3 separate regions of the Mus musculus genome follow, and all the other regions are linked to region 1. The links are chromatin loops, found by intact Hi-C in ENCODE. Cell type or tissue: gastrocnemius. All regions are shown on one strand. Each heading gives the region's core, and the rest is flanking DNA. Links, peaks and the distances in the headings are about the cores only. Region 1 holds the start of Cd47 (CD47 antigen (Rh-related antigen, integrin-associated signal transducer)). Region 2 has its middle 89 kb from the start of Gm4802. Region 3 overlaps Gm15518 (a long non-coding RNA gene).

Evidence for each region. A loop is a pair of places that touch in the nucleus more often than their neighbours do. Peaks named below come from ENCODE experiments on the same cell type or tissue, not always from the same donor. Only the 100,000 strongest peaks of a DNase experiment are listed, where the experiment ranks them.
Region 2: it touches region 1 in a loop (3-fold over the local background); 14 of 42 quality-filtered maps call a loop at or near these places.
Region 3: a loop joins it to region 1, with 2.2 times the contacts of the local background. A loop is called at or near these places in 19 of 42 quality-filtered maps.

The regions. Positions count from the first base shown.
Region 1 is chr16:49,852,239-49,859,438 of GRCm38, reverse strand. Cd47 (CD47 antigen (Rh-related antigen, integrin-associated signal transducer)) reads right to left here and starts at 3,778. Exons shown (of 9, transcript NM_001368415.1): 1 at 3,607-3,778. The coding sequence starts at 3,652. It also overlaps Gm4633. In gastrocnemius, for the core only: CTCF peaks have their summits at 3,548 and 4,249; DNase peaks (open chromatin) are centred at 3,434 and 3,845; H3K4me3 peaks cover 1,831 bases; H3K27ac peaks cover 2,032 bases.
Region 2 is chr16:49,498,463-49,505,662 of GRCm38, reverse strand. No RefSeq gene overlaps it. Among named protein-coding and RNA genes, the nearest start is that of Gm4802, 89 kb to the right of the region's middle. In gastrocnemius, for the core only: a CTCF peak has its summit at 4,624 (motif pointing left); a DNase peak (open chromatin) is centred at 4,643.
Region 3 is chr16:49,762,656-49,769,855 of GRCm38, reverse strand. Gm15518 (a long non-coding RNA gene) reads left to right here. Exons shown (of 5, transcript XR_003951928.1): 3 at 1-85; 4 at 1,115-5,550. Ift57 (intraflagellar transport 57) reads right to left here. Exons shown (of 11, transcript NM_028680.3): 10 at 7,189-7,200; 11 at 4,730-6,114. The coding sequence ends at 5,936. Among named protein-coding and RNA genes, the nearest start is that of Gm15518, 9.7 kb to the left of the region's middle. In gastrocnemius, for the core only: a CTCF peak has its summit at 3,381 (motif pointing left); DNase peaks (open chromatin) are centred at 2,152 and 3,351.

The DNA.
Region 1 (7,200 bases), core at 3,004-5,503:
CTGGCTCTAAAGAGTCCTTATAAGAACAAAACTAGTCAACCTAGAATTACAGAGGTTAGAGATGTTCTAAAGTCAGTTATATCCTGAAGCATGACCTTATCATGAACTGAAGTATACCAAGTGCCACTGAAAGATAAACATGTTTTCCTTCAATAAACCACACAGTAAGTTACTAAGAGACACACAAGTTTGAAATGTGTCTCTATGCCTTTAAGAGTATTGTAGAGTGCTCCAGTCCAGGCTGTAACTTGAGCTCACACTTGCTGAAAAAGAAGAGTAATTTTTCTTTCTTCCACTTGGACTCTCTTGACCTAAACCTTAAAGATGGAAGCTTGAAGAAATTCCAGCTCTTGTTGTGCAATGCTTCATGGGTGTGGAATGAAATATTCAGACAAGGGCGGAGCCTTTCATTTCTGTTTCAATTCCATGCAACCAGCCACCAAGAGGGAAACTCCACGTCTGTAGTCTTTTCTAGAGCTATGGTTCTCAACCTGTGGGTGGCAACCCCTTTTGGGGGGGGGGGAGCAGGATTGAATGGTCCTTTTTGAAGGATCCGTTCCCAGACTCACATATCAAATATTCTGCATATCAGATATTTACATTATGACTCATAACAGCAGCATAATTACAGTTAGTATGTAGCAACAAAAGTAATTTTATGGTTGTGGGGTCACCACAACACGAGGAACTGTATTAAAGGGCCGCAGCATTGGGAAGGTTGGGAACCACTGGTCTGGGGAAGTGAGAACTTCTGCTGAGTGCTCTGGTTCCTATTTTTGCACTATACTGAGTTTAGCAAAATTGAATCGACAACCTTATTCCTATTCTTTCCAAAGAGTTACTGCACTCATATGCAAAGTGAAAGTAACTTTATAATCGGGTACGGGTTTCATTAGACTGAGGCACAAGCTATAAAAATGTAGACTTTTGTGTTTGATATAAAAAGCTATGACAGCAAAAGCCTGGAAGACAGGTAAAACTTCCCATACATGAGAGCACAGAAAGAAGGCTGCTGAAAGTAAAGCCACGAATTCTGATGACTTTGTATTCAGAACATATATCAATGGAGGGGGTGGGCACTTCTGCCTTTAGAACTTGGCCTTCCACACTTTCATTAGCACTTCCATGATGAAGATAAGCCATCTGCCAAACCAAGAAGACAGCAGAAGTATGCCACCTTAGACATTTAATGCAGTACAAAAGCATGCAGTTCCAGACTGCTGATGCAGCCCCACAAACAAGGACGCATACAGAAGCGTTCATTCCTTTAAACTGGCAACGTGTGCTTTAAAACAATCTATTCTTCAGGAGAAACGAAAACCTTCTTATGCGAGCAGCTAAATTACTGCTATATTTAGATAATAAAAACATTTTTTAATTTAATCACGTGCATGCCTGACTTTTAAAAGTCACTCTGAACAAAGAAAAATAACTCAACCATCAAAAAAAAATTTTAATGGTTCACATATACAACTGATATTATTTATTTAAGGTTTTATTTACTAGTTGGTGACTACCCTGGAAACTGCTATGCCTTTAAAGGAAGTATAACTGGACATGCTGGGAAGGAATACAGACATTCATTCCACATCTTCTAAAGGGTTACATGGGGCTGCACTCCGCTGTAATTGGCTGAAGAGGGTGTTGGAACCCCACCCCACTCCCCCTTTACCACAGAGGTCAGTGAAACTGTGAAGATTACAAGGACATGGCCCCTGGTTACCCATTTCATTATAAATGAAACTGAAAACAGAATCGAACTTCAGCACAAATGAACCTTAAAAATCCGTGACTTTCATCTCATGCTAGATGCTAAATCCAGTCTCCAGGTTCCCTACTGCTTGTGTTCTGAGACTGTTAGCATGCTTTCATGTGTGTTCTTTCGAACCTACATATGATACACAAACAAAAGTCCATCTTATCTTTGACAAACATTATCAATTGCTGATTTACAAACATCTAACGACCCCAAACCATAATGCCTGTATTTTGGGTTTGTTTTTCTTTCCTAGTCAATAGCAAACACAATAAAAATAGTGAAAGTTCTGAATTTTGCAACTCCTTATAGAACCAAATGTACTAACATTGTACAAAATGAGCATTAATGAATGTGATCATAATTATCGCTAACAAAGGCCTACCACAATTCCTATCACCAAAACTACAATTCTAATAATTTTGCTTTTTAGTCTACTTGAGAATTAGGCTTAAAAAAAAACATAATATATGGCTTAGACTTTTCACTCTTCAGACAAACAAGATTCACTGTCCATGGTCTGAATCAGTAGCATTTTATAACAGATTTGTATCTGGCTCAATATGAAAGCTCTCTGATTATACAACAGGTATTTGAAAACAGTGTTATAATGATAACGATGGTAACAAGCACAGTAAAAACGACTAAAATCAGAAAACATCCAATACCAACAATTTAGATAACACAGGTCTTTATTATTATCAGCTACAACACCCAGGATGATTGGGAGAGGGAAGTGGTGGGCAGGGTATTAAGGGCATCTTGGAAATAGATCCCAAACACTGGCCTTTATAAGGCATTGTGAGGTTAACCATCAGTTTAAGGTTCAATTAATTTAGCATCCATCCTAAGACAAATTTAACATTTGCTGTTATCCTGCTGCAAGTCTGTTCCGATTCTTACCAAAAGTTCGCAGAGGAATCTGCAGATATGAAGCTTGCCGGGCGGTATATGGTCACAAAAATTCCTATTCTTCCCTCGGCTTTTTACAAAGGAGGTACGCGTTCATAAACAGCAAAATACTTTACAAAAGAGGAGGTGCATCCCTGGCAATTACTGTCTTTAGACCACTGGCAATATCTGGGCAAATCTTAAAATACGTTTGCTCCAAGGAAGAGGGAAAAAAAAAACTTTAATCTACAATAAGGAATATATTAAAGTGCTGGCAAGGGAGGGGGGTAGCGGGGGTGTCACGAGAAGTGTTTCCAGGAAGCTTGTTTTGAGGATTCAAAACAACAACCACAAAAATACGCGGTCAGAGGGAGGGAAAGAAAAAAAAAGCTTCGATAAAAGCTGGGTGGGAAATAAAACTTGGGTCCACCGTGTTCTCTCTGCTCCAGTGCTTACGCGGTAGGGCAAAAAGCCTTTCTGGTCGACTTCACCAAAATGCGCACTTCATCACAAGAGGCCCGGGCCTCCCACTCTAGTCCTTCAACCCCAAATGCTGCGTGAAAGCTCTGAGAAAGGAGAGGGGTGCAAGAGGAGGGGATGGGGGGGGCGGCAGCTGCCCCCTCGCTTTCTTTGCAGTTGGGGTTTTGCACAGTTGCGGTTGTTCCCAGTTCTTCCTACGTGTGCGCACTGGAGAGTGAGGAGCTTCAGCCCGCTCTCCCCGGGGGGGAAAGGGACTAGGGAAGGAGAGCAGAGGGAGGAGGCAGGGGCGCCGATGCCCCGCCGGGCCCTCCCACAGTGGCGCTCCGGGTGCGCAGGGCCCGCGCATCCCGCCACCCCTCTCCTCTTCTCTCTGCTCTCCTCCGGGCGCCGCCTGGCCGGCGGGGGTGCAGCCCACACTCCTGCGGGGGCGCCTGGGTGCTGCGCACCAGCCTGAGAGCCGGGATCCCCGAGCCACTCACCGCAGCAGCAGGAGCCCAGCAACAGCGCCGCCGCCAAGGGCCACATCTCCGCGCCGCCGGGGGGTCGCCGCCGCAGGTGTCTGGAGCAGCCGCCGCCTCCGCTGCTGCCTTCAAGGGAAACGACCGACCAGCAGCGCCGCAGCAGTGACAGGCAGGAGCGGCCGCCCAGGCTGCCCGGGGGTGCGCGCGCGCGCGTGCTCGCCGCCCCGCGCACGCGCACTCCGCCCCGCCTGGCCGCCTCTGCTCGTTGACGTGACGCCAGCCTCACACCCAGCCCTGGGCAGGCTCCGGCGGAGAGCGCCAAGAATCAGCCTGTCCCCGGGGCTGCGCGGGTTGCACTCTCTGCTCACGGCCCCCGTCCCTCCAGCCAGCTCTCTTCCGGCTTCGTGTCCTGGGCCGGCCTGAAAGACGGGAGCATGGGACACACACGCTCACCGGAACTCACGGCACGCGTCCCTGCGCAGCCCCGCTGCTCTCTACTCCCTCTGGCCAAGCTCGCCCTGGACCTCGGAGCCGCCCAACCTCAGTCCAACTCCTCCTCCCTGCTCTCCCGGTGTAGGCGCTGCTTCTGCTTTCACCATCTTCCCTCCCAAGGCGCGCAGCCCTGGAGCCGCAGGGCTGGGCGGAGAGAGGGCGCTGTGACCAGGTCCTGGCCCCCGAGGAACTCCTTCCCTCTGGCTCCCCCTGGCCCTGATCTCTCCCCGGTCTGACTTGTTCCAGAAGTGGACCTCCTTATCTGTTTTTCTTTCTTTGTTGGCTAATGTTTTCATCCCCCAAGCAGGGTTGGGCAATCAAGTTCCATGCATAATGAGCAGTTTAAAACCACGAAGGAGAAAGGGTGACAGACACAAGGATTGTGGCAGACAGGCCCCGTGTGAGTAAACAGATCCTTGACGCTATCGGCAATATTGGGAAACTGGCTTATGTCTGCATCCTTGTGTAGACCTCTGACCTGTTTGAGTTCAGTTCTTGAATAGGTTTAAAAGTGTAGCTCTAAGCCACTCTCTTCACCCTGAGGCAAAGGTCCTTTGACTAAAAGGACTTGATCTCTGTAATAATGGGTGCCCATTCTGGGTGATATTCTCTGAGCTGAGCTAAAAGACTATCACACTATTTATTGCACTTCTTAAAGTCTTCTACCCCATTTCCTTCTCAATAGCCAGTGTAGCAGCAATCCAATTCAGGATAAAACTTGCCACTGTCTATGATGCTGTGACAGTGTCCTTATTTCATGATTATTTTCCTAAGGAAATAACCACTCCCTCCCAGATAGGGTACCAACAACAAACTAAAGTAGGATTCCACCGAAGTCAGTCTTGGACCAAAAGGTTTCTTGAGCTTGCTATAAGTTACTTCCCACCCAGCAGCGCAGAAGATCTGAAAGCAACCACACCTAAAAATTTCACCGCAGCATGAATTCCCCGTTCTTTTGATACCCTTCTATAGTCGGCATACTCTAGCACCTACTTAGGGGTGTCTGAGAGGTGCAAGAGGAAGTAGCTAGAATCTCAAGTAAGGGTTCAATGACCCTCCTGTCACTCTCCTTCCTGGAGGAAAGATCCACAGTCAGCACATCCTATCTTGAGAGTCACAAGTAGTCACCACTGTTCTGAGGAACATGATTGCTGTTACGCTCAGAGAATAGCACTCAACAAACATCCCTTAGTATACAACTGTGTGTGTGTCTGTGTGTCAGAGAAAGAGAGAGAGAGAGAGAGAGAGAGAGAGAGAGAGAGAGAGAGAGAGAGATTTCCTCCACATTATCAATTCTTTAAACCCCAAAAGTTCCCTTTCCCCCCCACCCCCATTGATCTAGATGATGTGTTAATGTGACTTAAGAGTTCTGATGGTTAAGGTTTTCAATGGCAGACCAGATACCCTCCGACTATCAAAGGAACCGGTTAATGCTGATATGGATACAAAACAATGACCGCTCACCAGACCTTGAGCGTTAGGGACATTGTGTATCAGAGAGCAGCTGCTCGGCTAAAAAAGGCTGTCAGCTGTTCCTGGATGCAGCTAACCCTGTAAAGCTGACTACTGACTGGAAAACACTGTGCCCAACCTGCAGAGGTGGAGATCCAGTGATGCTCTGTGTTATGCTGGGAGCTACGGGGGCCATATGATTGTCTTCTTGTGCAGAAAATGGAATGGGCATAAGTTGGTTGGATGAGAAGTCAAGAGGGTGGTAACTGTTCTCTCGGGCATTTGAGATGGGGCGTGAGGTTGAGTCTATCCCAGAAAAGTTCTATAGCAATTTCTGCAGAGTTGATAACTTCTCTCTGAGAGAACCTTAAACTCCAAGTCCAGAACCTAAAGTCCTTAGAAGTTCTCTTCCAATTGATCCAAACATTTTTATCCAGACTTTGAGCTTGGCATGAGAGAGGAGGGGATAGGTGCACATTAGATATTTTGAACACAGGTAGCACACATTAACTATGTTAATTAAGAGTCTCCACACAAGCTGTGGGTAGGGTGTTGTGCCCAGTTCAGATAAGGAAACAGAAGAGGTACCATGGGCCTGGAGTTACTTATTCTGGTGTTCTCTGGAGCTCTCACCTGGGCCCTTTCCTTGAGTTTTCATCAGACGTGTGGTTTCCCCTGAATCACTTCTGACCTTAGAGTGGAGGAATATGGAGTTACAAGCTCAGAGAAGTCGGTATCTATGATAAGACACGTAGTTACCCCATAGCCTTCCTTCTCAATTCATGACTAGTTCCTCTTTCATGGTTAGCCTCATACTAACTTTCCTTTTCCTCCCAATCTTACATCTGCTTCTGACCATATCTAAAATCTTATATAGATACAGCAATATACTTACTCTTGATGCTTCTGGTTACTTATATGTCCATGATATATGTGGGTGTTTCATGTTCATGCATGTACTGGTACAAGGGCACATGTTTGTGCTTATATGTAGAGACTAAAGAATTACTTTGTGTATCATTTCTCTGAAAGTGTCTATACCTTTTTAAAAAAAAAAAAACAGTTTAAAGAATAAATGTCTTCCCAGACATTCTGGTTAGCTTTCAAATGAAGATCATATTTTAAAATACTTCTGGCCCAGAATTTGCCATATAGGCTAGGCTGACTAGTCAGTGAATTCCATGGATCTGCCTGTCTCCTCTTCCTCAATGTTAGGATTCCAAGACACCATAAAAAGTGTGCTTACAGATAATCACTAGAACAACCACAAATGTTAAATATTCAGGGTTGTCTCTTCAAAGGAATCTATACTGCTTCCCACACCCAGAGGCCTGGGAGTGGAGGTAGCTAGTAGCTTATGTGACTGCTGCTGCATTATCTGTAGGGCTAGGCCATTCCCGGTTCCCCCAAATTCCCACAATCAGGGCCTGAGGAAGCTAGTAGTCTAGATGGCCTCTGCACTATTTGTCTGACCAAAACCATACTTCACAGATCTGCTAGGCCCTTAAAATAACACACATAGCACATCTGGAGAATCCATCTTCATGGAAGAAATGACAGAGCTTTGAGAAGAATTTCAGTGTAATTATGATCCACTGTACATATGGTATTGTGTTACATCAGGAAACCTTTTCCCAGATTTTACTGTACTTATATATGCCCAAAATA
Region 2 (7,200 bases), core at 3,107-5,606, 350 kb after region 1:
TGCATCAATGTCCTGGATGTCACACAACACTAGAACCTCCCAGACCAGAAATCAAAATAAACATTTCCTCCCTTAAGCTTTATCTCACTGCTCTTTGGTGACAGGGAAGACAAAAGTGACCAACACGTCCCATCCATCCGTCTCAGCCCACTTTCTGCACTGGTGCCCTTCGTGCATGGTGACCATGAACATTGCTTGGTCCTGAGCTACTCCCTTTTCCTGTTGGTGAGATGGAGGTCAAGTGCAGGCACAAGGGTCCCGCCCCTTAGTCCATCCATCAACGTCTGAACAATCTCTTCCTTCCCTTTAGCCATGCCGATGAAAACATCTGTATAAATAAAACCCTAAACAGCTGAGTCGTCCACCGACGTGTAGAGGTCCTGACCAGAATGATGCGCACAGCACCCTGCCAACAGCAAGTGCTCAACCATTTGTAAATAAGTATTGTACACACATGCTACCTACTCAGATTTTTTAATATCATGTTTTTATTTATTTTAGAAAATAAGTATATAAATAAATACATATATGCAGTGTATGTTGATTTATCATCCTCTTCCCCACTTCTCCAAACTCACAGGGCCCCATCACGTCCTCCTTCCTGTTCCTTTTCGTGTCCTTTTTTATTTTTAAACACACTGAGCCCAATTACTGCTGCCCTATATGCGCGTGATGTCATGCCAACCACTACAGCATGGGCAACCTACCAAGGAGCACATCCCTGGAAGAAAAGGAACTATCCTCCCAGCAGCCATCAATAAGAATAGCTTGGAGGTGGGGCCTGTGAGTTCCACGCCCATCTCTGCTGGAATTTTGATTGGCTTGATTGCCTGCAGGCAACTAGGGCACCTTTGAGTTCCTGAGTGTGGAGGTCTTATCAAGTCTAGAGGAGGCTGTGTAACATCTGTTCCGTCATTTCCCTACCAATGGGTCCATGCTGGGTCACTCGGGAATTAGTGAGTTCAATCACAATTTGCTACATTATTAAGGTCTGGTCGAGTCTCCGCCCTCTGTTGCTTTCTCTGTCCCTTCAATTTTCTGGGTTCTGTATTATCAGACTGCCTGAGTTTCTATGGAGATTACAGAAGCATGACCTTGAACCTCATCCTGCTTTCTGGTGATAATTTCCTTTGAGGTCTAAAATTTGTCTTATTATTCTTGATTGCTTGGACTTTCGTGACTACATATATTTTCCCTTGGAATTCTACGCCCTTTCCTCCTTGCACTAGACTCAGACTGAATCACACGATTAGGGAAGGGCATTTGCTGCAATCTGCACTCGTACAGAGCAGCGAGGGTCTGGGGTGGTGCGCACTGTTTTGTGAGATGCTCATCTGTCCTTTCTGGATGTACTGATTATAGCCACTGTGAGTCATCAGCTAACGCGCGTATACTGAGCTCATGCCAGAGCCTCAGCCGCCCCTTCCTTTTCCCGCCCATCACAGCTCATGATCCCTTCAGCTTTCTCCTCTTAACCTTAGCTGTTTGGATCTCTGACTTCCTTTGCACTGATGATTATAATTGGGAAGCTGTTCTCCGACATTCGGATGTACCTGATGCGACACAGACTCTCTGCGGATTCAGTTTCCTCACAGAGTTTATTTATAGCTGAGGTTTGACGTTACCTGAAATCAAGCTTTTTTTTTTTTTCTCCCTTGCAAAAGTACTTTCAGTTTTTGTTCTTTGTGGAAGGAAGTAGGACAGACTTCAAGGCACAGTATTTTTGCAGTGCATCAGAACCTTCTTTGAGAGCTTGATTCGCAGTCTTTCAAGTAGACCAGATTTTCTCACCACAGTCAATTCTATGAAATGCCAGAAAGCAAGAGCTAGGCTAACTCAAACACACAAGCAGCCAAATTTAGCTTGACACCCTTATTAAATATTGACCTCATGGGAACTGAGGCTGAAAACAACCTTTGAGAAAGAAGCCAGTCTACACATTAATGGGCTTCCTTTGTTTTGGTTTTGACTGTCCTTTAGTTGCCTAGCCAATATATTGAAACCAAGTTAAACTTCAGGCTCAAACGATTTCCTTTTTAACACATAGCTTTGACCTAGGGGAACTAATCAGATAGATAATATAATTGTTGTTAATCACCCGAGTTTGTAATTGTACCTTTGATCTGTATGCTGAGAAACACTTTGGCAATGTTGACTCCCTCCCCTCCCTCCCCACCTTCTGTAGTTGGTGGGCTTTTTGTTTTGTTTTTGTTTTGATTTGTTTTATCTCCCACCTTCCCCCTAGAAGCTAAGCAACATAATGTGTGAAGTCACCAACTTGCCATGACAGAATAAAGAAGAGATCCAGCAAATGGGAGCCTATGTCACTTAGTTACACTAACACCATTAACACTCAGTCCTTTCAGTAGGGATGCATCAAGCAGCCATAGTTTTGCCTTTGCCCTTTCCCTGTAGCAGGCAGGGACTTGCAAACACTTCTTTCTTTCTCATCTGACAGGTGTTTCTTCCATGCTTCAGCATCTTCAGTTTTTTGACACCTAAGAAAGGGATTTGAATTCAAGGATACTCGAATTCTCTCTCACCCCGCCCCCCTCTGCGTGTGTGCGCGAGTGTGTGTGTGTGTGTGTGTGTGTGTGTGTGTGTGTGTGTGTGGCCTGTGAGTGCATTTTGATGTTTTCCTGGGGCCTCATATGACAGCTGAACATAAGAAAATAAAACCTGCAGCTATTAGCATTGTTTGCTCCATGTGAATGATATCGCACTAATGCCCTAGGTTCTAGAGCTCAGTGAGACTGGTTTTTGTTTGTTTGGGTTTGGTTTTGGTTTGCTTTGTTTTTTTGGCAAGACCCCAAACCTTGTCCTAAAGGCAGCCACATAGGATGTACTCTGTTCCTGAGAAGATTCCGAAACCCACAGCCGCTGCTCATCAGCGCGAGGGTGCAAACCTCTGGTTTTCTGTTTCTTCCTTTTCTTCTCAAATTCTGCTTCCGCTTCTGAGAGTTGAAGCTGCCGTGACGGAGACTCTTCTCATCTCACTCCAGAGCTCTCTGAAGTGAATATGTTAAAGGCATCCAACGAAGGCCCTGCCTGAATTGAACTTTTGGGGTTCTTTAAATCTCAAAAATCTCCATTGCTGAAGCAGCTCTCTTCAGGGTTCCTGGGAGAGCTCTGGGTTCAAACTAGACCCTAAAGGTTAGAACAGGATGGACTAGTTGTTTGTACAGGCCATATTTTTCCCCTCACGGAACTGAGGTTCTTAGGCTCAAGAACTGGAATTCTAAAGTAGTTTTTAAAATAGAAAACTTCCAGGTTGGATGTGACTATATTTAGATGCTTACATTTATTACGCTTGAATTTTTCTAGAATATTCCACTTTTAGGAAGACTCAGCCAAGGGTATTAGAAATGTAGAACAAGGAAGGATGCAACTCCTAGCTGGGCCCTTATGTTTAATTATAGACATTACAGACAGATAGAGGGAAAAGCATTTAGGGAACAAGCAACACAGTAGTGCCCTAATGCCACCAAATGCAGAATAAAATGGTTCAGGATGCACTTAACAGATTTTACTGTGTAAAGGACTCTTATTATGGTAGGAAGATCTACTGAATCTCTGAGTAGTTAGATAAAGGTGAAGGATTTATTCCCAGGACTGTTATAAAGATGCCCCTACTTTTAACATGTTCACTTTAAGACTTGTTCCAAAGACAAAATGTATATAAAAGAATAAGAAATGCAAACAAAACATTGCTAGATATTAATGACATGAGAACCTAAGTGGACTACTGTCTATTGGCCAGTTAACTCTGTCCAATTCTAATTGGCCAGTTCTAACGATGAACCAAACTCTGTAGCCCGAGGAATGCTTACCGTTAGCTTTCAAAGCAAAACAGAATAATAATTCTCAAATAAAAAAAGTTACATCTCCTTTGTTATCTTGGTGCTGACTTCAGTATAAACCCCAAGCAAACACTTAGATAAGAACGTACTCAGAGGGAATGGTAAGTCTCTTCAAGAGGAAATGGACACCTTTAACCTTCTACAATGCACTGAGAACATGAAGGTTTAGAGGAGTTCACCGGGGATAACTTGAGTTTATATATATATATATATACACACATTAATTCTTAGGCCTTTTAGCTATAGCTCAAGAACTGGAATTCTAAAGTAGTTTTTAAAATAGAAAACTTCCAGGTTGGATGTGACTATATTTAAATGCTTACATTTATTATGCTTGAATTTTTCTAGAATATTCCACTTTTAGGATGAATCAGTCAAGAGTATTAAATGTAGAACAAGGAAGGATGCATATATATATATATATATATATATATATATATATATATATATATATATATATATATTCTTGTAAATGCATGCCCTCAGATCCATTATGAGGGAATGACTCCATGGAAGGAAAGAAAGAAGAAAGGGAGGAAGAATGGAAGGAAGAAAGGAAATTAGAAAAAAAGGAACTGCATATTATTATTAGGTGGATGGGGAAGGAGGGTGTCTGAGTGCGTTCAGGAAGGAATTGGGACAGGGGTTAATAAGTTCAAAATATGTTGTATGAAATTCTCAAACAAATAAAAAGAAACCCCCAATACATGGCCAAGTTGATAAAGCCATGCCCTGATGAGGCTGGTAGAATATACTGCCATCTAGTGGTACTAATGGAATGAGCGCTGTGTCCTCAATGTCACCCTCTGGGCTGAGTGATGGTTGACTGAACGCACTAGAAGGAAGATATACTACACAGAGCTAAAGCTGGCAGTGGAAAAGTACCTTACGTGTGACTTTTTAACCACTGAAGCCTTATAGCTAACATAGCTGTTTCAGTGGGCCCCCAGAAAGGATAGTCAGAGAGTCAAAGACAGGAAGTAAAGAAAACAGTTCATCAAGCAAATGAGAGCTAGTCTTCCAGGGACACCACTCTACCACCTGAACTCATTCGATTATGGGAAAATATTCATTATACAAACATGGAAAACACAAAGGAATAAGTATGACCTAGAACCAGCTGAGCTGGCCACTGGAAAGCTGCACACAGTGCCGAGTGGACACATCTGCCTCCCTGGCTTCTGATAGAGTTGTAGTGCTGAGGTGGATCTAATGACACTGCTTGTACAGGTGGTCTCTCAGTCTTTATCATAACTATGTCTTCCTAAAGGTCTTTGCCTGAAATTAGTTGCTGAGCCTTTTATTTCCTGTCCTGGTGGTGGTATAGAGAGCTGCTGAATTTCAATGAGTCAATGTGTCTACAGTTGAAGGTTGAATCAAGAAGATGGAGTTCATCTGGGAGTCAAGAGGTTACATAGGGTTTATTAACCAACTTGTCAGTTCACTTGTTCAGTCTTCTCGGAAATGAGGGCATTTTCAGGATTCTCCCAATTATGTAGCCTACCCCAGGGACAAAGCCAGATACTGTTTGTGACCTTTGTATCTTAACACTGAAGATTCTACCAAATAGGCTGGGCTTTCAGAAACATTGTCTGAGAATACCACATAGAATCTCATTCAAAACCTATCTAAGGTCTTTCTTTGGGCCAAGGGAAAGTGATTCTAGCTGATTGTTTGAAGAGGAGATAGCTATGAGAATATTTAGTCTTTTGACTAAAAAAAAAAAAAAAAAAAAAAAAAACCAAATAAACAGCATTTTACCTGTATGGATGTTTTGCCTGCATATGTGTATACTCATTAGTGGCATGCCTAGTGTCTTAGGAAGTCTGAAGAAGGTGTCAGATCCCCTGAGACTGGAGTTATGGACATATGGGTAGGTGCCATACTGTGGTACATGTTAATTCGGGAAGGCTGATCTTCCCTAGTGTATTAGTCAGGATTCTCTAGAGTCATAGAACTTATGGGTAGTCTCTATATAGTAAAGGGATTTGGTGATGACTTATAGACTGTATTCCAACTTCCCAACAATGGTCCGCTGCAGCTTTGAGTGGAAGTCCAAAGATCTAGCAGTTGCTCAGTCCCAGAAGACAAGCAGGAAAAGAAGAGAGAGGATCTTCCTTCTTCCAATGTCCTTACGTAGGTCTCCAGCAGAAGGTGTGGCCTAGATTAAACGTGTGTACCACCACACCTGGACCTGGGACCTGCTTTATCCCAGATGACCTTGAACTCCGAGATCTCCTTGCTTTACTCTCCTGGGATTCATAGCCACTATACCCCAAGATCTCCATGCCAAGATCCAGGTCAGAAACTTGTATCTTCTGGCCTCAAGATCAGGATCACAAGTGAGTCTTCCAATTCTGGATTGCAGTTCATTCCAGATATAGTCAAGTTGACAACCAGGAACAGCCACTACACCAAGGAAGAATTTCCTTTCCCTTCTGATCTACCTCTGTTTCTTCCAGTGTGGCCTGGGCTTTGGCCTCTTATTGATTCAATAACATGACCTTTTCCATTTCTGCTAAATTCTTGATGCGGTTTCAAATCTGGTTCATGAGACTAGAAACTAGCTCTGGGGAGAGAGGAAAGACCATCTATGTTGGAGAGGAGGTTTCATCTCTGTTCCATGATATCAGCACAACTTTCTCTACAAAGGACTACTGGGACCAATTTTATCCTTGGTAACTTTACGGCAAGGCTACCCATTACTGTTACTTTAAGTTAGAAGGCATCCCTTCTATGATATATTTTTTTGCCAGCTGCCAGAAATGGTCTCAATAATTGATGAAGGTTGGGGTCCTCAGAGCCTAATTCAGAGTTTTGTGCCTTGCACATATGTATGCATACATATAACTTCACATAGTTCTGCTTCTCAGGAGCCATGTCAGATTCTACACAGAGTTCCTCTCACATATAGACCCCAGACCAGGAATTCCTGCACTTCAGTGGGTGTGCTAGATTCTACACAGAGTTCCTCTCGTTTACAGACCCCAGTCCAGGAATCCCTGCACTTTAATTGGTGTGCTTCTCTGTTGATACCAGTGTCTCATTGTGCCAGTCACCAATCAACACTGGGATAGAAACTTTAAGCATAAGCAGGACACCATCCACCAGCAGCCAAAGCATGATCCCAGACAGTCCAGCCAGCCAGATGGGGTTCTAGAAGGACAGTAGCTTTCACTCAGACACAGGGCAGTTCTAGTGAGCCTCTCATAAACACAAGCCTTTGACAGCGAGTCAGCCAGAAAGTGGCAAGCCTTAGACACCTGATACTACACTACTGTGGTTGGTTCAGATTTTTCCTGAAGAGAGGCTCTATTCTCTAAAAGATATGGAGCAGGGC
Region 3 (7,200 bases), core at 1,922-4,421, 89 kb after region 1:
CTGTGGACCTGAAATTCTTCTAGGAAGGCCTAGCTGGGAGAACTTCTTCACAACAGTGAAGATGGTGACAAACGGTTTTCTAAAGGTGGTTCTTTTCATTTCTCTTGAGTTTCTTTTAACATTGTGTATTAATTTAATCTATGGTACTTATTAGATGGGGCCTTAGCATTTCATAAGCTACTCGAGAAGAAAAATGAGTTTAAGTTCTCTTTAAAGAAATCTCTTCACGCCGGGTGTGGTGGTGCCCGCCTTTAATCCCAGCACTTGGGAGGCAGAGGTAGGCGAGTTTCTGAGTTCTAGGCCAGCCTGGTCTACAGAGTGAGTTCCAGGACAGCCATGGCTACACAGAGAAACCCTGTCTTAAAAAAATCCAAAAAACAAACAAACAAAACAAATCTCTTCACACTGAAATGTTTTGCTTACTTGTACATGGGGGGGCGAGGGGGAGATCTTCAGATGGGTGATTCTGTAGATAACTGAATATCAACATTAGCATTTTTAAATCCCTGATAACCCTCCCACAATTAAAACATAATAAAACAAAACACCCATGTCTATGGGGTAAAACTCGAGAAGGGGACTTAGTGCTTAGGCATTTAAAATTTTTATTAATCTTCAAGAATTTCATACAATGTATTTTTATCAAAATCACTCCTCCTACCTCTCTTTAGATCCAGCCTCCTTACCCTATCAATTTATTTTCTTTTTCAATCCATTGAGCCTGAAGCCCAAACTTTTTGGTGTGTGGCTATCTGGAACATGGTAGACCTATGTTTCTCAAGGGTCATGTCTTTGAAGAAAACCGATTTTCTCCCTCTGTCTTAGTTACTTTTCTATTTCTGTGAAGAGATACCATAACCAAGGCAAGTTACAGAAGAGTTTACTGGGTCTTACAGTTCCAGAGGGTGAGTAGACCATCATGGCAGGAAGCAGGGCAGCAGCAGGCAGGCATGGCACTGGAACAGTAGCTAGGAGCTTAGAACCAACAGGAGATGGCGGCGGGAGAGCCAACTGGAGCGGTATAGGCCTTTAAAACCTCAAAGCTCACCACCAGTGACAAACCACATGCAACAAGATCACACTTCTACTCCTTCTCAAACATCTCTACCCACAGGACCAAGCAGTCAAAAGCAGGAGCCTAATGAGGCCATTCTCATGCAAACCAGCCATCCCTTCCCTGCCCCTGCCAATTGTAAGTAGCTTAGTTCTGGATAGGGGTGGGGGTGGGGCACATAGGTATTTTTATTAAGCTGTCCACTTGATTTTGATGCCCAGGCAATGGAGAGTTTCCCAGCTGTTAGCACAGAGAATATTTTGCAGGGCAGGAGAGTAGCAGCCATGAAGTAACTTCCGAGTTATACAAAAGGGTTTATGCATAGGACCTTGAAGCCATCCAAGAGCCCAGAGACTATGCACAGGACCTTGAAGCCATCCAAGAGCCCAGAGCAACAGTTTGGGCAGATGATGGCTGACGGAGGCAGTTTGATGGCCAGTTTGAAAGTGTTAGTGTACTACGTAGGGCACGGACAGATAATAAAGGGGACACTCTGGGTTGAAACAAGGTGCTAAGAGTGGAACCATAAATCAGATTAGAATTTTGTGCCTGAATTAAAATTACACAATTACAGGATTCTAATGCTCGAGGCATTACTTAGATCTGTTAATATGAGGTGGCCATTGCTCTCCCTCTTGCATTTTAAATTCTATAAAACAGCCTATAAAAATGTGAATTCAAATCATTCTTATTTATTTAACAGAGTAAATTTCTAATTTAAGAATAAGCAGTTTAAGGTTTGTAGTTGTTAGACACATTAAGTTGGAAAAAAATGAAGCTATAATCACTGTAATTTCACAAACAGGGTCACACAATTCCACCTTCTAAAATTCTATTGTAACATTGTTTTAAATATATAAAACATATTAACGGGGGTTGTAGCTAGGACCTCAACAGATTGCCTTCTGCATGATAACCTTGCATTCTGCCACTGAGCTACACTCTTAGTCCTCTCAAGACCTTTCTTACTTGTACACAAATTTTAAGAACAGCGTCTGGCCCAATTTTAGGATGGCCAGTGGATCATCTGGAAGCCTACATCTTCATACTGTGTTGTGTTCAGGGAGCACAGAGTGCCTGCTCATCATCCATGCTGGGAGCTCTGAGCCAAATCCACAGGCGTCTCGTGTTCTCACACAGGCTCTCTTGAAACCCGTGAAGGGATGGGGCATAGCACCAGATGACATAGGGTTCTCATACCTATTTGCATGGGCATGTTCTCTGTGAACCCTTCCAACAGAGGTTCTGATACTCTTAAAAAACAAACCACAAAAGTAAAAACCTAAGCACTGCTTGCAAATTTAAGGGAAAGGGAAAGGGGGAGGTGGAGAAACCTTGTTTGGATTGATTGAGAATTTGTTCAATTTGATCAGTGAATACAATTATAACTTTGTTTTATCGGTGAACTACAGCATCTCAACGGAAGATCATATTGTTCTAATAAATGAATGGTATATTCGGGGGAGAGGCTGCCCAGTTGCATGTCACCTGTATGAACTATTACTTTAGACTTACAGGAGAGCTGCAACAGTTCAACAGATTTCTACATATCTGTTTCCCAGATTCTCAATATGGTAACAATTTATCATAATTTCTATTGTTTTTTTTTTTAGTGAAAGCTTTTAATGACTAGTTAACAATATTATGTCATGGTGATTCTTTTAAATTTAGCATAATCTTAGGCACCTGCTTGGTAGAGACTTGAGAAATAGCATCCAAAAACCATACTGCCTGTTAGGTTTTTAAATTAACATGCTAGTTGTACATAGTAATGGAACATGTTGTATGTGGGCCAGAATCCAATCAAGGTAATCAGGATTGAACTATTATGTCATGACTTATCACTTTCATCTTTCTATATACAACTCTAGCTCCCCCTCCCCCCAATACACACATAGTCGTCTCCTGAACCATTTACACTGCTGGCATGATGCCCTTTTATGGCTAAATCATTATGTGTACTATTTTACATAAATTCTTTTCAATTACCACGGCTCAAAACCAACTTAAGAAATTAAGATGCAATTTTCTAAAGTATAGACCTTACCCAACCTTTTCCTTTTGTGCTAAAATGTACTTTGTAGCACCAGTCTACATCTCCTTACTGATCCAGGGTCCAATCTAGAGCAGTGCTGTGTTCAGGTGTCATGCTTCTGCTCTCCCCTATAGTCAGGGACAATTCCTTGGTCCTTGTACCTCATCTAGTCACTTTTGAAGCACACAGGCTGTTTGTACAAGCCTCTCAACTGGGACGTGGCTGTCATTTTGTTATTATATTCAGGCTATGCATCTCCAGTATGACCAACAACTGTGTGCCCTCTTCAGGTGGTAAACGGTAGTTGTCCAAGACTGGTGATGTTAACTTTGATCAACTTAATGTAAGTGGTATGTACCGGATTTTCCAGTGTATATTGACAGTTTTCTCTCTTTGTGGGTTACTTTTTCTACAATGAAACCATGCAGTCACCCCATTTCTCATCGAGCTTCCCCCTAGTCGTTTCGGCATTCACTGATGATTCTCCCTCCAATTAGCTAGCATGGTACCTGCAGCTGGTGTTTTTCTAAGTGCAGCATCCACGTTGTCACACATCAGACATCCTATTGTAAGGAGTCGTATCTATATGGGCCTGTGGTTATACAGTTCATTATTATGATGCTCAACTTGTCTCTGTATCTGGCTGTTCATTGGATATTTCCCCAACATACTTTGAGTACTTTATGGCAGAGCCAGACATTTTTGGTACATATATACTTTCCTTCCCAGTTTAGGAATCAGTTCTCTAAAAGGAATGCGTTGGTTTCATTTGTTTAAAAAAATTCTAAGAAGATAATTTAGATATCAATGTTTGAATTCTAGGCATTGCACAGACTTGTAGTTGGGTAGTCCCTGCCTCTAGACCAGTGGTTCTCCACCTTCCCAATGCTGTGATCCTTTAGTACAGTCCCTCATGTTGTAGTAACCCCCAACTGTAAGATTATTTTCATTGCTACTTTGTAACTATAATTTTGCTATTGTTACAGACTGTAAGTATCTGTTGTTTTCCAATGGTCTTAGGTGACCTTCAAATGGGGGCCTGACTCACAGGTTGAGAACCAATGCTCTAGACCCTTGCAGAGCATATAATTAGGGAATGGGGAAGGGGGGTGGTTCTGTAGGTAAACGGCTTGCCGTGCAGTAGGAAGATCCCCAGCACCCACTACAAAGCCTGCTGTGGTCAAATGTGCTTGCGAACCCAGCACTGGGAGATAGAGGAGGAGGGAGGGAGATCCCTAGAACTCGCTGGTCAATGAAGCTATTGGTGACATCCATGTGAGAAACCTTATCTCAAAAATGACACATGTTGACCTCTGGCATCCACAGCTACAACAGAACCTAGGCAAAGAAGTTGTTTCACATTTTCTATTTGGCTATTGCACTGAGCACAGCAGAGGAGCTCCATATTGCCTATCATCCCACTGTGGATTACTCCCTTTTATAGATTAAATGAACTGTCTTACTTGCCATTGTATTGACTGCCATTGTCTTGGGTGGTAGTTTATGATAGAAATCAACTTTTCTCTTATCTAAACTAATTGGGAGTTTTAGTGAACACCAAAGGTGTCTGTGTATAAATGTGTTATATATCTAGAAAGTAAGAGCCAAGAAAAAGAAAAATTTAGGGAAGAAAGGTACTAGGATTTAAAATTATATTTTAATATGTTTTTCCTAAACATAAAAATAAACGTAAGCATTTTTAAGTCAAAATTTACTATGAAGTGATTTTTACTTCTTCAAACTAATGAAGGGTATCTGTCTGTCTCTCTGTCTATCTACCTACCTATTGTGTGTGTGTGTCTATGTGTGCACACTTGTGTCTAGGTGTACACATGTGTACAAACCACTGGAGCTGGGGATAAAACCCCAGTTATTAGACTTAGTAGCAAGAGCCTTTACCCACTGAGTCATCTTGCCGGTCCATGAGTTTGAACTTCAGTCCCCTGCTTCACCTGGAGAGCTACATCATAGGTGTGCATCACCAACTTGTTTCTATAGTGCTGAGGATCAAATCCAGAGCCTGCCTGTCAGACAAGAACTGTGCTAACTGACCCAGACCCCCAGCCCAGAAAAGCTACTCTTCAATAATGCTTATGTGGCTGACTTAGAAATCATAGTCTAGAAAAATTGCTGAGTAGGGTGCCTAATAAAGGACTGTCACTACCAGAGGGTGACCATGGGATTCATCATGGTGGCTTCTACAGAACCATGTTTGCAGAGCTGACTCCATGTGAATGCATAGGTTGCAGACACAGGCATAGGCATCGTTTCCCTCGTTACAGTAGCTGAGCCAAATATGGCAGAGCTACTATTTCAAATACTAGATTTCACCTGTTAACGTGGATACTGAACTTTCTTGTTTTTACAGTTAAGGAGGTGGTAATATCAACTCTAGAGATGAGGCAAGAAAGTTTGGCTTCCTACGAAGAACTCTAACTCCTATTCTTAGCTTCTCTAATATGTAAGTACTAGTGGTCACTGTAGAATGGTACCAGCTCTGGGCATCCTCAGAGGTACCAGTCCTCTGTCAGTAGTCCAGAGGGTCACAGGATACACATGATCCATGTGTCACTTAGACAAAAAATACTAATGAGCCACCAGGCAGCAGTATGCCATTGGTAATGCCAGTGAACACTTCTCTGAACATGATAATTTTAAGTACTTTATTAAATACTATATTCATTGTACAGGCTTTGGCCATCATAATCACCATGATATTAACACATGTGCAAAAATACCCACTGAATATGCTTGAAGAAGTATAAATTGTGTTTGGAAATCAATGCAACATTAAAAAATCATTTGATATAAAAACGAAATAATCAGAAGCATGGAAGCCCACGTGTTTAATAGAAGCCAATTGCTGACTCTGGGGTGACAGCTGCATGCATGTCCCTGGTCATGTTGCACTTCTCCTTGAGTTTTGACTGAAGTAGCGTGTGCTCCACCACACCGATTCTAATGTCCATCTGAACAGTTTCTTGCTTCAGCTTGGTTAAGCTCTGCTTAATCTTCACCAAAGGAGCTGGAGAAGAGAAACAGCACGAAATGAAAACGTTCCTTCCGAGTATCAGTTTGTCAGGGAATTGCCTGACATTTTCCTCGGTTTGTCTTAAGCCAGAAATAGGGTTAAAACACAGCCAATGACTTGCTGACATTCACACAGCTTTGCGGTGGTATTTTAAACACCTGAGAGTTTTAGGATGGGAACTGGTTCAATGTTTGATGTACTGAGGCTAAATTTTCTAACTTTTCTAGGAAAAGAAGTGCTAAGTGGGTATTTAAGGATGTGTTCAACACAGGTTTGTCTACAGGAACAGAGAATAGAATAGCTAGAGAGGAAAGAAAGATGCATTTGAGATCCAAATAATGAACCCATTGAGACACTGCAAGAAAATCCCCACATCCCACTTTAGATTGCCAGGCTGTGTGCAGAGCATTAGAACCCTGGATGATCTTTCTGAAATACAAGCCAGAGGTGATGACCACTAGCCTGGTCAAACTGGATGGTTCGTAATGGAGGATAATTGCTGAGAGATGAATTCTCTGTTTGAACCCAGCTCAGACAGGGCTTCCTGCTAGGAGGGGAGAAACCCCAAATGTCATCACATCATTGGCCTGGTGTCATCTGGGGTATTTTTAAGATCATTTGTATATAAATGGTGAAAACATAATAATATATTTTTAAACAGTTACAGGAAAAATACATAAATATTTCTCACTCTATTCTTCTGAGTTACTTTGAATTAATAAAATCTAAATTAGATTAAAAATTTTTTTCTCAGTTGATTTATAATGAACAAAATATTCTGATGACCAGACATTTTTGTACCAATTATTTGTCTTAAAACAAGTAAAAATAGATTACTTGTTTATATATTATCTCTGTGTGTGTGAGTGTATAGACCTCGGGGAATAGATTTCAGGAGTTGGTTTTCTTCTTCTGTCGTGGGATCTGAGACAAAACTGAGGTCGCCAGGTTGACGAGCCAAGCACCTCTTATTGGCTGAGCCACACTGTCCCACATTGCTCCGACCCACAGCGCCCAGGCTGGCCGCAGCTCCGGGCCTCAGCCCCTGCCTGTTGAAGGCATACTCACTGCCGTCCGTCA